Regions from separate parts of the Mus musculus genome. Here region 2 is linked to region 1. A link is a loop called in an ENCODE intact Hi-C map of the cell type or tissue named here. Cell type or tissue: gastrocnemius. All regions are shown on one strand.

Evidence for each region. Hi-C counts contacts between places; a loop is a spot of excess contacts. Peaks named below come from ENCODE experiments on the same cell type or tissue, not always from the same donor. Only the 100,000 strongest peaks of a DNase experiment are listed, where the experiment ranks them.
Region 2: it touches region 1 in a loop (14-fold over the local background); 13 of 42 quality-filtered maps call a loop at or near these places.

Annotation. Positions count from the first base shown.
Region 1 is chr5:120,143,105-120,151,104 of GRCm38, reverse strand. Rbm19 (RNA binding motif protein 19) reads right to left here. Exons shown (of 24, transcript NM_028762.1): 20 at 7,673-7,728; 21 at 6,992-7,108. Among named protein-coding and RNA genes, the nearest start is that of Gm10390, 7.8 kb to the right of the region's middle. In gastrocnemius, CTCF peaks have their summits at 4,917 (motif pointing left), 6,218 (motif pointing left) and 6,949 (motif pointing right); DNase peaks (open chromatin) are centred at 4,886 and 6,967; H3K27ac peaks cover 341 bases.
Region 2 is chr5:120,207,866-120,215,865 of GRCm38, reverse strand. No RefSeq gene overlaps it. Among named protein-coding and RNA genes, the nearest start is that of Gm31836, 23 kb to the left of the region's middle. In gastrocnemius, a CTCF peak has its summit at 4,369; a DNase peak (open chromatin) is centred at 4,482; H3K4me3 peaks cover 662 bases; H3K27ac peaks cover 548 bases.

The sequences.
Region 1 (8,000 bases):
ACTGTGTCTTGTTCCACGGCAGTGAGATCAGGAACATAACAAATGGTAACCTTACAGCTACTGCATATGGATCTACTGTGAGTGCTCACGGGAGTGCTTACCAGGGGTGCTCACCTATGCCAATACTGGATACAAGAATCAAAAGCTTAACTCTGGATTGTAGCCCTGGCCAAGGTTCTCTTTGATGCATATGGAAGCCAGGGAGTATTCGTAGGGATGGAGGAGGGGCATGGCCAACCTCACTGGTTCCACCCCAGGTGTGACACAGCATCCTGTCAGCCACATGGTGCCTCAGTTTTTGTCTTAGCTTCCCTCTGTCCTGGCCCTCTTCAATGCCACGTGTATGTCCTAAAGCGGCTGGCACCCTTTATCCAGAGCTGCTAGCTGGTTCAAGCTACAGGAACCTGAGGTGCAGGGGACACAAAACCCCTGTACCTGAGAGGCTACATCCCCCCAAAGATCCGTAAGTGGCCTTAGCCAATAAGATCCAGACCCATCGTTCAATGTGTGGGAACAAACACTGCAGATTGGAAGTGTGTAAGGTACACGGACAGGACAGGCTATAGGAGTGTAGCCAGATGACAGGGCATTGCTATCAGCTGGGTGAGCTAATTCAATGAAGCCCCTACCTCAGCCAGGCACAACAATGGATTCCAGAGGGACTGTGCCCAATTCAGGAAGCCAGGGAGGGGCAGACTCCAGGGAAGGCCGCTGAGTGACACGTCATGCGCGAGTGGGCACTAAGCTGCCACAGGACCAGGGAGACGCTGCGGTCATGGAACCTGGGATACAGTTCCAGAATACACAGAATGACAGAGACAATTAGAACGTTAATAAGGGAAGTTGGTTTACAGATCAGACAACTGGGGCTGGGGGCGCTCAGCGGCTGAGAACTTGCTGCTCTCATAGAGATGGGCTTCAGTTGCTAACACTGACATGGCAGCTCACAACCTCCTGTAACTCCAGGCCTTTCTGGTCTCTGTGGGCAAATGGCCTCCCACAAAGACACATGTGCACACACGTACACCCACACCATCCCCCACACAGGTATAGATCAGACAACTACTAGCCATCATAGGGAGACTTAGTAAGAGTCCCACAAATGAGACTGGGTAGAAAAGGTGGGTGAGGCGTCACAGCACCGCCTCCTGACAGTGAGACCCAGCAATGGGCAGGCAAGCTGTGGCTCAGGCAGACGGCATGGCTGTACCTCGGGGCAGCATGGGACTTCCACAGGCAGGCGTGGGACATGGGGCCTCACTGAGAGCACACACTATGCTGTCAGAGGCACAGAACTGAGGGGAGGGGCCACTCTCGCGGGACGGTGGCAGGACCAGGAATCGTGGGGACATCTATGTTTTGTGTGGGGCGTTGGCTAAGGTGTGGATGTGTGGGCACTCAAGCATGAGACGCACACAAACCTCTGCATCTGTTTACCTCTGCCCACTTAAGCATGACACTGGGTTAAATGTCTGTCTTCAGAAACCTTTGCCATTCTGAGATTGAAACACGTCCACCTGGAGCCCACGATCCCATGCTGATACTGGATCTCTGAGATGATATCAAAGACAGACAGGCAGACAGACAGACAGATGGAGCCTTGGGGCCCATGTCACAAGGAGCATATAGCCTACACTGTCAAGTATAGCTGAGCACAGGTAGGTTCAGCTGGGAGGTAGGGGACATTACTGGCCCAAGGCATGACATCCATCTTTCCAGAGAGCCAGGGGAACATGAGCCCCCCCTCCCTTTATCCCACTCTCTCTGTGCAGAGCAGTTCAAAGAGCTTGAAGCTTCTAGAAAATACTGCCAGGAACCAGGACAGAGAGCAGCAGGGCCCCGAGTCCCGGGCAGGAGAGGAAGGGCACTGCCTGCCGACAGGGACAGGAACAGGGACAGGGACAGACTGAGCTGTCCACAAAGTCAGCACAACAGGTGTGCTGGGCACAGGAGACCCAGGCCTGTAATTAAGGACTCTGGATGCCTGGTGTGAATTGCCCATTCACACCCTTGCAGGTGGCTCACACCTCTGAGGAGGAAATTGCAGGAAAAGAAAAGAAAAAACAAAACAAAACAAAACAAAACAAAACAAAAAACAAAAAAAACCAGTGTTCTATCTGGAGCCAGAGCCTGGCCAATCTGAGAGGCAGTGGATATCCCCACCCTTCGGGGACAGTCCCAGGAGGATGGTGGGCTCTACAATGGGAGCTAACTACAGCACCACAGAGCTGTGTGACCCTAGGCAAACTGCTTACCCTCTCTGTGCCTCCCAACTTGGACTTCATCAGCATTTTAGGGTAAGGCTCTGCCCAGTAGGGCTGCATATGTGGGTCGCATACTCTGTGAGCATCTTCTGCGTATCCACTGGGCACCAGGCTCCCGTGCACACTGTATGACTCTGGTGATATTGGACCTTACAGTCCAGAGTGGGGTTTTGTTCAGTAAGTAGATAATCACGTGGGCACATGCGTATCTCCACTTGGGGAGCTCGCAGGGAGAATGGGAAGGAGGGAGAGGAAGCTGGAGGGGCTACAGAGTCTCAAATCCAGGAGAAGCTCAACCTCTCCTGCCTGTGGGTGGGGTGGGGTGCGAGCAAGCGGCCAGCCGCGCAGGGAGCTTCTCTGGTGAGTACTACATAACCAGTGGCAGCTGGCAGAGCTGTGTGGGACTCAGGCTGATGAGTTTTCCTATCTTCAGATCCAAGGCTGTAGGCAGCTCACTTCAGGAGCTAGCTCACCACTGCCTGCCAGCCCATATGAACCATATCTGGGCCACGCATGGCCTAGAGTTTGTCAATGGTACCGCAGGCTGTGGTGAGCCAGGCGACAATGACAATCTGCAACAGCCAGTCTTAGGAGGGACCACAGGGCCTCTGGAGCTCCAGGGACACAGGCCCTGCCTCTGTGGGGCAATTTTCACATCCCAAGGGCTCTGCATTCTGGGAAGGTGGGCAACAGTAGGGAATACTTTACAGAGGAGACTGAGGCAGAGGGATGGTCTGGGACAGACAAGGAGCCAACAGTAAGGGCCTTCCCTTTTTTCCTTCCTTCCTTCCTTCCTTCCTTCCTTTCCTTCCTTCCTTTCTTAAAGGCATGTGCCACCACTGTCCAGCAGGCCTTCCCACAGAACAGCCATGCACCTAGACTCCCCGGTCACTGGCTGGGGACCAGGGAAAACACTCAGGCCACCTAGGAATAGGCTGTTTCTATTATATGTACTGTTAGCTATCCTCTGTAGCATCAGTGTGGTGTCTTTTGAGGAAGGAGGCACATAGCTTGTAGGCCTGGGACAGCTCAGGCGTGTTCCTCATCCTCTCAGGTACAGGCAAGGAAGAAGCTAATCTGCCCTCACACAGATGGCCTGCACCCCATGGCGAGGAAGGCAAAGTAAAGGACCTGTAGGTGAGGGGCAGAGATGGGGAGCGGAACAAGAGCACCCTAACCAGACAGCGAAGGGACAGTGCTTTTTCTATACCTCGAGAATGAAAACGTGTGAGCAGAAACTGCCCAGGGGATCTGCGGAGGGCTGTAAGAGGCCGTGGCTGTGCATCCTCCCTGCCTGCCACTCAGGCCTTCTCTTTCCCACCTTGGACTCCTGACACTAGGCTTCCAAAATTCCAAGCTGAGTCCACAGGGACCAAAGGGGAGCCTATGGCTTGGCAAGCTCCCTGTCTCCACCCCAAAGTGAGGAAGGAGAGGCCCCAAAGATGCTACAGTCACTTGGGGGGAAAGAAACCACTGGACGGCACAGCCTAAACTGTGCCCGCCAGACTGAGAATGATGCTAGTGACCCTCCCTCCCTCCTGTCTGTCTGTCCATTCCTCCCCCAGGCAGGAACAGGGAGGTAGCAGGAGTCAAGTTACAGTTCCACACCAACAGAGGAGAAAACTGAGCAAGGCTGGGTGGGCTGGCTTCCAAACATCCTAACCTTCCTCCCTGCCCCCTGTGAAAACCAAGCATCAGCTTTCAGAATGGACACTGCCTTTCCTGAAATTAGAGACTCTGGGTAAGGCCGTCCCAAGGAAGGCAATGGGGGGGGGGCCCTTGGGGCTTGTGCCCATGGCTGCAGCTACACAGCCTGAGCTGCAGTGTGTACACACACACGGTGCACAGACACTCTGAGCAGCCCTGCTGGTCCTTCCACAGGGTAGAGGGGCCTGGGCAGGCGGGTCCTCCAAGCATCCTTGGGGCTGATGGGAGATGATGAGAGAAGCCACTAAGAACCTCTGGGATTCTGCACTGTGGGTAAAGACACAGGTAGTGCTCCTACAGTTTGGGTGATGCTGAACCACAGTCACCAGCCACTGCGACTGCCCCCTCACAGAGCCTCACAGCCTCTCTCTTCCCTGGCCCTCTACAGACAGCGGCAGAAGAGAGGATACTCCGGACACAGGTGCCTTCCCTGGGGTCCTAGCACAGTGCTTCATACAAACACACATTCACCGATGTCCTCACCAAGACAACCTGGGGATGACAAGTCCTTTTATAAACATGGGAGGAAAACAGATATACAAGACCAAGCTCTGGTCAGAGCCCTGAAAGCCACATGGCCAGCTTAGATGTGCAGTCTTGAGCAGGCTGTGCCTCGAGTTCACTTTGGCCAGCTTCAAGTTCACTTTGGCCACAGCAGAAGCCCTCCCATGCCCAGGGCTGCGAGTTCCAAGCCAGCCAGCATGGCAGGCACCAGGCACAGAGCCCAGCACACAGGCACATACCAGGAACGTGGGTTGTGACTCCGGGTGTATCTACCATGAGAAGCGCCCCCAATCCTGCCTGACACAGTAGGTCAACCAGTTCTCCCAAACCCTGAAGCCTTCCTTCCCCTCAGTCAGTGACCTTCCGCTGGCCGGTGGGTGGCTTTGTGTAGAATCAGAGCTGAGGCACGGGCCTCGCATCCCTGGGAAAGTCTCACAGTGACCCCTGCTGTCCACCACTGCAATCGGCCCCAGCTCTCTATCTATCCACTGGGAAGCTAACAAAAGCGAGGCAGTGCCTGTCCAGGACAGTTCCAGCTTCAGGGGTTTAGGACCGCTCAGTCAGAACAATGGCGGAGGGGAAGAGACGCCGAGTGTAAGTACATTCCGCAGACACTAATTCCCTGTCTGCTAAAGAGGAAGTATAATACACAGATCAAACAAAGCACCTTCCCCTGCCTTGCAGTCTATTGTTTCCCTGGATAAATGTCATCCCTGATACACCGTGGATCCGGGCGACACTGTCATCTTGGAGGGATGTGGTTCCTGATCAACACGCACGGTTCTTAGCAACTCCTTTTGAAGCGGCAGCTGTGAGATTGGGACTCTTTAAAAAAAAAAAAAAAAAAAAAAAAAAAGAGGCAGAGGCACCACAGGCGAGCCGGGAGCTAACACTCTCCCTCTCTTTTTGACTGTTGTGCCGGATGCTGGTATGTGGGGAAAAAAGAAAAGAAAAAGAAAAAAGCGCCCCTTGTCCCAGACTGTGACCCGTATCACTAGGCACCGGAGCTCAGACATCAGAGGGGACAGCATGCAGCACTGATTGAGCTGACTGCAGCGGTGAACACCCCCACCCCAGGGGATGGGGAAGAACAGGGAGAAAAGGGATGGGTTTTGAAGCCGATTCCCCAAGCAGCATCCCATCTCTTAACCTCCCAGCAAGAGGAGAGACGCAAGCCTCACAAAGATAATTCCCTCTCTAACTTAGCACTTGTCATGTAGCCTTGCAAGACGCAGACAGGTCATTCTACCAGAGACATCACCCGAGACAGTGACAAGCAGAGGCTGAGCGCTCCTGACATGGCTCCTCCCCAGGCAGAGCCTCAGCAGGCCACGGTGGGGGGGGGGGGCGGGGTGGAGGGGCACTCAAGGCCCCTGTGTTCTCCAAAATCCCAGCTGAACCTCGGCGAATGGCACAGAAAGGTTAAACGCCCCACCTCATGCTCTGAGAACGCGTGCCTTGGGGTGCCTCATGATCCAGTGCCCCCTCATGGGATCACAGAAATGTCTCCTTTAACTTGAGACTCAATACAGGGCCACCCAAGTGAAAATGCTCTTCTATGCACATATGGGGTGGTCAGCCTGAGGCCTGTGTGGATCAGACTGTAAGAGTTCACATACAGAGGGAGGAGACATGGCTGCCTCAGTGGTTAAAAGCACTGGGTGCTCTTCCAGGGGACCCGGGTTCATTCCCAGCACCCAAATGGCAGCTCAGTGGTCACTCCAGTTGCAGGTGATCTCATGCCCTCCTCTGGCCTCTGGAGGCACTGCATGCACACAGTTCGTGAGTGGAAGTTACATGCTCATACATAAAACAAAAAGGTTGGGGAAAAAAGAATTTAAACTGATGGACCACCTTTCAAACCACGAGCAGAATGAGCCTGACGAAACCCAGGCTCCTGCATCAGGCTCCTGTGTGCCGTCACGGCCAGGGAAGGAGAGCCCTGAAGTTAAAGACAACCTACCCCTGTCCCAGCCAGGCTGTCTTTGACTCTCGTCACTTGCCTGGGCCCTAAGCCGAGACTGCATCCTGTACTAACAGACCATGGCCTGTGTTCTGTATGTCACATTCACTGTCCTCCCAAAATGGCTTTTTCCAGAGAGCAACTGAGGCCAGTATCTTAATCCCATGAGGACAACAGGGTCCTCTGGGGACCTGAGGTGAAGGTCCCAGTGTCTGGGACCCACCTTGAAGGAAATGACTCTCCAGGAGCAAAGCCTGCATGGAGGGATATCGGTAAATCCCACAGGGGAACCACAGGCTGCAGCCACCAGAACTGCTATCTCTCCTGATATCTGGGGACAGTGCTAAAGTACAGGCACACACCCAGACATCCTCCTGCCTCTGAGAAGGGAGGTCAGGGCACTCTTGTACCATAATCTCTGAGATTACGGAAGCCAGACCAAAGGCAAAGTTTAGAAAGCCCCATTGTGGGCTTAAAGCACTATCAGTCAGGACCTGGGAAGCCTCGCAGCCTCCAGGGGGCGCTGTGCACACAGCCCAGTGTGGGGACCTACCTGAAAAGCTCCCGGATCTCCCTCTGGTTGGCCTGGAAGGGGATATTCCGCACCAGGATCTTGGAGGTCGTCTGCTTCTTGGGGACCTGCTTCTTCCGAGTTGATGTCAAGGCAGGCCTGGAATGGGGTGGGGGAAAACACCAGGTCATCTGGGCTGCCAACTGCTTGTACCTAGACCAATCCTGTCACCTGCCCACAGAAAACACCTCCTGGTCATTGCAAGTGGCCTCCAGAAGGGGCCAGGATGAAAGCACAGGAAGTCAGCCCATCCTCCGCTTGGGGTGATGGGAATGGAGTTATCTTCTCCCCTGAACAGCGTAGCCCATTGCTGCTGTCCTTGAACAAGGACCATAAGAAGGAAGGAACGCCATGAGGGAGGGCCTCAAGCATTCTGGGCCAGCACTTTACCCTCGGGCTACACTCCCAGCCCCATCTCCTCCTTTTATGATAAAAATGGTCACTGACTGGTTCAGACGGGCAGGGAAGCGGGTATGAAAGTTGGCAAGAGAAACCTTAATTGTGAAGAACCCCAAGTGGCTGAGGAATTGGGGTGTGTAGGTGGCAGAGGTGGGGCATTTAAGAACCATGAGACACCAGGACAATCAGCACCAAGGTCAGACCAAGGTCAGACACAGAGAGCTGCCACCCACCCAAGGACAGAGAAGACATCTGAGGACTCACTTAGTGGCCCGTTCAGAGATCCGTACTTCCAGCTTATGGCCGTCCACAGTGTGACCCTAGAACACAGAAAGACCAGGCCTGGTCACTAACCCATCCTTGCCCTTTTCCAGCACACAGCCTGTCTCAGGCAGAGGGGCTGGTGGGAACCAAGGACAGAGATGGCTTTAACACAAAAGCAGTCCTGAGCCAAGCAGCCAGTGGCCAGAGAGGGCCAGTCTCCTAGGAATTCCGAACCTCCTAGCTACTCAGGGAGCTATTTCTACCACAGAGGCATATTCAGGGAGAGGAGCCTGCAGGTCTGGCTTGCAGAGAGCTCGCTCTAGTTCAT
Region 2 (8,000 bases), 65 kb before region 1:
GGCAATTGGATTCTGACTAAGACTCCCAACTGCAGCGTAGAGCCTTTCTTTCTCAAAAAGTGGTCTCTGCTCACCCACCTTTTTCTTGAGGATTCTCGGAGGTAGAATCAATCCCAACATTTAACTATTTCTGAGATGCTGTCTCTCCTCATTGGGGAGGGGGGGCTTACTCATGAGATGACGTCTCAGGGCCCAGAACAGTTTGGGAACTGAGGGCTCGCTCCATAGAGAGTCGGCTAGCTCATCCAAGCAGAGATGCTAGGGTCCATGTAGTGGCATGTGGCTGTCATCCCAGCCCTTCAGAGGCTGAGAAAGGAGGGTTGTGAGATCAAGCTCAGCCTGGGCTACATAGTGAGACCCTGTCTCAAAACAGAAAAGTAAAACACTAAAACCAAGCCAAAAAAAAAAAAAAAAAAGAAAGAAAGACTGTTCTCTTCTTTGGTCACCCCACGGACTTATGTGAGGAGAGGGGATGTGGCCCCAGCATCCAGCTTGTGGGCCTCTCAACCTCAAGGGGGGTTGAAATAAGGGCTTAGATGAGACCCCTCAGGCCAAGCGTGGTGGCGCACACCTTTAATCCCAGCACTCGGGAGGCAGAGGCAGGCGGATCTCTGAGTTCGAGGCCAGCCTGGTCTATAGAGTGAGTGCCAGGACAGCCAGGGCTACACAGAGAAACCATGTCTCGAAAAACCAAAAAAAAACAAAACAAAACCCAACCAACCAAACAAACAAAGAAACAAACAAAAAACCCAGAAGAGACCCCTCAGGGGATACCCCAAGTACAAGGGGATTCAGCATCTGCTTTTGAGCTGGGTCGTACATCCAGCTGCAAACTGAACACAAATTATATAATGTGCACTGTTTTCGTTTGATGTTCTTTGACTTAGGGTTTCTATTGCTGGAATGAACACCATGACCGAAAAGCAAGTTGGGGAGGAAAGGGTTTATTCAGCTTACACTTCCACATTGCTGTTCATCACCAAAGGAAGTCAGGACATGAACTCACACAGGGCAGGAACCTGGAGGCAGAAGCTGATGTAGAGGCCATGGAGAGGTGCTGCTTACTGACTTACTCCCCATGGCTTGCTCAGCCTATGTTCTTATAGAATCCAGGATCACCAGCCCAGGGATGGCTCCACCCACAGTGGGCGGGGCCTTCTCCCATCAATCACTAGTTGAGAAGATGTCTTATAGCTGCATCTCATGAAGACATTTTCTCAACCGGGGCTCCTTCCTCTTTGATGACTTTAGCTTCTTTCAAGTGGTCACAAACCCAGCAGGTCTCTCTCTATGTAGCCCAGGCTGGCCTGATCCTGCCTCAGTTTCCAAGGGACCCGGATCACAAGTGTGTGCCACCATCTGTTGCTTACGATGGCATGCCCACCTCAGCCTGCCCGAGACCCCACCGGGCATTAGATTCTGCCGAATGGAGCACCATGATGCTAGAATCTTCCAACCTGAATTATATATTGGTGAAAGACAGAAGTGACTTCTGCAAATCGTCCTCTGACTAAGCATGGTTGTGTTAAATAAATACAGTGTTTATGTTCAACTGAAAAAAAATATGACCCAGACTTTAAAAGGCTGCTCCCTTGTTAGGAGCAGGAGGTATGTGCTTAGGACATGGGCATAAGAGCACACACACTCTCGGGGCTGGTGAGATGGCTCAGTGGGTAAGAGCACTGACTGCTCTTCTGAAGGTCCTGAGTTCAAATCCCAGCAACCACATGGTGGCTCACAACCACCCATAATGGGAATGGCATGTCTGAAGACAGCTACAGTATACTTATGTATAATAAGCAGGAGCAAGGACTGAGCAAGTGGGGTCAACCGGAGTGGATAGAGGTCCTAAAAAAAAAAATCAATTCTGAACAACCACATGAAGGCTCACAACCATCTGTTCAGCTACAGTGTATCTATATACATTAAATAAATAAATTAATAAGTCTTTTAAAAAAAAGAGCACACACACATACATATTGCACACATACATACACTTGTGCACAGCCACATATATGTGTACACATATATGCATACATATCACACTTCAAAATAAAAGAGGTGAGACCCTAGGATCACTGACACAACCTCGTGGTTCGTTCCTCTATCCTGGAGATATGAGGCTTGCAGACCAGTGGTCAGGTGGGCTCACACTGGAGCCCAATGCTTTCCTTTCAATGTGAACCTGGCTTTGCTAACCCACGATGACCCAGCTATGCGGAGGGATCTGACTGTCGCTTACACACAGACCTCACAGCCCTGCCCAGCCACAAGGTCTCATGGCCTGTGGGAAGGCCACCATGGCTTACCCTGGGTCACTCTGGCAGCTCCTACTCAGACAGCCCTGTCTAAGTGACTGTCTGTCATTAGGTCATTAGGTCATTCCCAGTGAGGCCTGCATGAGGGGCACCAATATTCGGAGTATTTGTTGTGCACTGCTGCCTCCTGTGTGGGTTCCACTCTCTTCTTGTCTTCCTGACATGATGTTCCTCTCCCCTGATATGGATTTAATTCCCTCATGGTCTGTGGGCCTCAGGGTCCACTCAAAGCTCCTTTAAGCGCAGGGTCTATGGATCTGCCCCTCCATTCAGAGCCTGGAGTGACCTGGCTCTTGGGGTGCCAGTCCACCCCTGAGCTGAGGACCCCTAGTGTGACAATCTGCTGTCCTTGGTAAGGGGAATGGGAAAGCATTGGGGGGCAGGTCTGGATCCCCACCCCACAAGCCTTCTTGTGCTCCATACTCCATCTATATAATATCCCAGTTTGGAGCCACGGGTGAGCGTGTGGCAACAGAAGCAAGGCCAAGCATCCTTTAGGAAGGTGCCATGCAAAACCCCCTCCAAGGCCTGGGACAAACCCATCACTCTCCTGCATCTCCCCTCTGTGGAACACCTTGGCCCACGAGCCTTGCGTGGTGGCCCCACTGTTCCCATAGCCACGGCTGCTTCTGCGCAGCCTGCCTAGCCTTTGGGGGCCAGGGAAGGCAACTCAATACCTGGAGCCCAGGCAGCGGCCTGCTGTATAAGCACGGGCTCCATCGCTGCAGGACTCCCCTGGGAAGCCAATGGAGGAGACCAGATCTGGATAGCATCTTTTACTAGGGGACCAGAGGGGCCCTCCAGCCCAGTGGAGCCTGCAGAGAAAGGCAGGTCCCTCCCTCTCCAGCAAGACTGTTATCAAAGAGGGAATTTGAATAAGGAGTCACCGTCCCCCACCTCCACCCCACGGTTTCCAGGCGACATTGGTGTCTGTTGTGGTTCGCTGTCATACAAACCCTTTCCCCGTAAGACAGCGGGTCCCACGGGGACAAGGGGCGAGGTGGAATATTTTATCAGCCGGGTACATGTGTAAGAAAAAACAGGCCTGAAAAGCCAAGTCTCGTTTTCCTGAAAAGGGTGAAGCAGGGAGGGGGCTCTGGTGGGATTTGCTCCACACCAGGTACAGGCTCCCACACTGCAAAGTGATGGCTATTCGGAGGCTGACTGGGAACAAGTTTAAAAGGCATCTGGGGACACACACACATACATACACACACACACACACACAATACATACATACACATACACACACATACATACATACACACTATATATACACACATACACACACATACATACACATACACACATACATACACATACACACTATATATACATACCTACATATACATATACACACATACACACATATACACACACTACATACACACACATACATACACATACACACACATACACACATATACACACATACATACACACATGTATATATGTACATATATGTGTGTACGATAAATATAGGTGAAAGGGGAAAATGAACATTTTAAAGCTGAGGCTGGGTGTGGTGGCATGTTTTGTTAGCTCCAGCACTTGGGAGGACGATGCAGGAAAGAGAGAGAGAAGAAATCTTGAAACTAAAAAATAAAAAGGAGAAGGAAGGGAGGGAGGGAGGAAGGAGGAAGGAGGGAAGAAGGAAGGGAGGGAGTAGAGAGGAAGGAAGGAAGGAGGGAAGAAGGAAGGGAGGGAGGGAGGAAGGAGGGAAGTAGGAAGGGAGGGAGGAGAGAGGAAGGAAGGAAGGAGGGAAGAAGGAAGGGAGGGAGGGAGGAAGACTTGAAAATCACACATGATTGGGAGAGACTCTCCTGAGACTGGGGCCATTTTCACATTTATAGACTTTTATACCGTTGAGTTTGTCTGGTTTGGATGGAGCTTGACCATGTAGCCCAGGCTGTCTTTGAATTGGCAGTCCTCCTGCCTCAGCCTTGAGTGCTGGGACAATGGGTGTCTGCCAGGTGCTCCATCTCCACTTGAAGACTTCAGGTGCCTGGGCTCCTGGATGAGCGAATCTCGGTGGGGGCGGCCTGACTTTCCGCTGGGTGGCAGACTTGAGTCCATTCTGCCACCCAGGTTCTGGTAACATTTCCTCTGGCTAGTGTGGCCTCCCTTGGGGTCAGAGGAAACAGGGTCAGGCTCAGGGTCACTGCAGTAGAACAAGTCGGTAGGCCCGGCTTCGGCTCTGTGCCACCTGCCTGGCTGAACGCCGTTCTCCAAGGGGCCTAAAAGACTAGGGGGAGTGGTCACCTTGAGAAGCGCTCGCCTCGGGCCTCGCTCGCTTTGCCAGCGTGTCCTGTGAAGGTGACCACCTTACAGGTTGCCGCCTGCCGAGTGACAAGCAGAGGGGCCACTCGCGCACTCACACCGTGTGTCCCCCAAGGAGTCTGGTCCATCACCACCCTGCATGTTAGGCTAGCCCGGCAGCGGCAGCGGCGGGGTAGGAGAGACAAGAGCTCACAGCATGGTTACAGATCAGATCTGGGAGGCTGCTCTGTGCCTTCTCGGGGTGAGCCCCCCAGCTCATCTGGAAGTTGGTGAGATTTAAAGCAAAACAAGTGGCTCCGGAAGGGGAGGAGGGGCGGGGAGAGGGGAGGTGAGTGGAACCCATCTGGGCCAGGCTGCACGTTGAAATTGCCCCGCATTAAAAATTCAGCGGCCGGAGAAGTTTCCAGGGATTTGTAGTAATTAGATGACAGAATGCTGGCAAACCTCAGGCTTGCCAAAGATGTTACACAGGGGTCAAAGACTCCACACTTTCGGCGGGGTAATTTGTAAGTGTCAATCACTCGCAGCCATCAGAGAGAAGCTGATCTGAGGACTGCATTCTAACGAAGCTACTGCAGCCAGACCCAAGCCTGTGACTCTAGCTCAAGTGCCCACAGTGGCTGCTCTTCTGCTGGGACTCAGACCCAGGCCTCCAACTTCTGTCTTGAGTTCCTCCCCCCCTCTGTGGAGAGATCCCTGCCGAGCTGGTACCACCCGAGGGGTGAGACATAGGCTCTCTGCCTCTGTAATAGGGCAGGTACTTGGTGTTAAGAATGGATGGCTCTGCACATCCTTAAATGACGTCTCCAGCGCCTCCATACAGGTCAAGTCATTTCCTAGTCAACACCCCACAAGGCAGGCACCCACTGCACATGTCTTATTCTTAGCTCCAGTGAGGAATTTAGAAACCAGAGAGGCTAGGAGACCACACAGCTTACAAGAGAGTCCAGGCCAGAAGCAGGCTGAGCAATTGCATGTTCCACTGTATACCACCTCCCCCCCCACACACACACACAACAGCTGTGTGACAGTCTTCAGGTCTCAGTGTTTACATCTTTGAAGTGGGGGCAAGAGGAATATGAAGAAGAAATGTCCTCTATAGATGCACCCATTCATTCCCCAACTGTGTATCTTGGCTGGGCACCACAGTGTCAGAAGTAATCCAGACTCTGAGCTGGAGAGATGGCTCAGCAGTTAAGAGCACTGACTGCTCTTCCAGAAGTCCTAAGTTCAATTCCCAGCAACCACATGATGGGTCACAACCATCTGCGATGGGGTCTGCTGCCCAATTTGGGTGTGTCTGAAGAGAGCAATGGTGTACTCACGTACATAAAATAAATAATTTTAAAAAATTAAAAAAGTAAAAGAAAGAAACAGACCCTGTCCTTGCGGAACATGAGAGAAGAAGAATGTTCAGTAAAGTGCAGTGTGTGTGAGGTTGGTAGGTGTAGGACACATGGACTTAGCCAGGGTGGTGGGACGGGGGGCCTTCCTTCCCATCCTCATGGAGCAGGACTTCCTTGGAGATATCTTGGAGCAGAGGGTCTTTGACTGGGGGGGGCAACAAGGCCAAGTCCATGCTGTGTGGGGACATCAAGATGACCCAATGGCTAGAATGGGAGGGAAGAGTCAGGCTGGGGCAGGGCTTAGTGGGTCTGGTAGCTACGAGGTCCCCAGTTCTACCCAGGCATGGTTGGTGGTTCTCATGATAACAGAGGCAGGGTTGGCAGAGTTGGGGCAGCTGTAACATCGTTGAGAGTGAGAGTCTGAGAAAACAGACCAGGTAAAGCCTAGCTTGGATGCCCTGCTAAAGCTACGAGCTCTGAGCAGAGTCGGGTGGGGATGGTGGCACCTGGGGTGAGCCAACTGGTCAGCAGGTGTGAGCCTGCAGAGGCAGGGGCCTCTCTGGCTACCTCAGTCCTGTGGGGGAGCTACAAAGGAACGTGGAGAATCCAAAGGAAGGTTAATTCTCTTGCAGCCTATTCTCTCCCTCGCTCTTCACACCTGACATAGTATCTTCTATGTCAGAGCACTGGATGTGGAGTCCAGCAGACCCAGGAACTGAAGCGTGACCCTGCTATTTCTAAGCTGTGTGACCCTGGGCAAAGCTATAAACCTCTCTGAGCCTATGATACTCCAACCCCCCCCCCCCACATACACACTAATAAGTCACAGGTAGGTGTGAGAAAGGCTGCGGGGCTTCAAGCTCTCTAGTGTCACAGGGTCACAGCCTCTAAGAATGATAGAAAGGATAGCCTTTGCGGGTTCCTGGAATGTCCTAAACAGTGAATTTGTCCCCAACAGTGTCCCAAGAAAAGAATTTGGAGACCCTAATTGAGTTTAGGAAAACGAACTCAAATGCTTTGAACAAGAGCCCACAATTTCAGCCTGTGCCTTCATTGTGAGCTGTGGCCCTTCCCCAGCAGGCTCTGCATTCTTCTGTATGAAGACACAGCTTCATCCTTCCTCCGGGGATGAGTCAGGTTGAGCCCCTGTAAATTCCTCTCTCAGAACCCTCCCTGAGTATTCAGCCATTTGTCTGGGGGAGGGGCAGCAGAGAGAGAGGGGGGGAAGAGAGAGAGAAAGAGAGAGAGAGAGAAAGAGAGAGAGAGAAAGAGAGAGAGAGAGCTTGATCATCCCCTCCCCATGCCTGGGTCTCCATCCCAGCCTCTGCTTCGGGTCCAGCCGGGCTGAGAAACCACTCAAGGGGAAAATGAGAAACCGTGGGGTTTCACGGGTGGCAGCGGCTGGGCACCCCACCCCCATCCCCGAGCAGTGGCTCTGCAGCTGCTAGCCTCGGTGGATGGACAGACAGACAGAGCGGTGAGAGGGGGACTAGAAACTTCAGACTAGGGGCAGGTGCTTGATGTCCTCACCAAATTCCCAAGGTGTTGAGGCCACAGGCTCATTGCAAGTGCTGGTAAAAGCAAGCTGTGGTGGCCAGCTGGGCCCTGGGGTCCCCTTTATTGAGCGCCTGCTGTATTTCTGGGGGCTCCCGATCACCTTCATCTTTGTCTGTACTCACAGGACCTGGTAAGGTCAGCATCACCACTATTCTATAGCGGTGAGTCCATCACATAGCCCTGAGGGAAGAAGTCCTACCGGGCAGTGACTTCCCCCTGCTCCATCCTGCAGGGTGGCTCCCAACCCAGAACAATACTTTCCCTTTCAGTAAATCCATCTCTCCACCCCTGCTCCCCCAGGAATATGACAGGGACTTTGTGTTCTGTCTCCTCTATACTGCATCTCAGAGTTGGCAGAACATGTGCAGTCTCATCAAAAAGTGTTCCCCCCTCCAGTTTTTTTGGAGCTTGCTTTGGTTCCGCACATCCTCTGGGAGAACTCAAGTTGGACATACGTGGTGTTGCTGGAGACAGCTCTTGTCCCAGCACTGAGAACCAG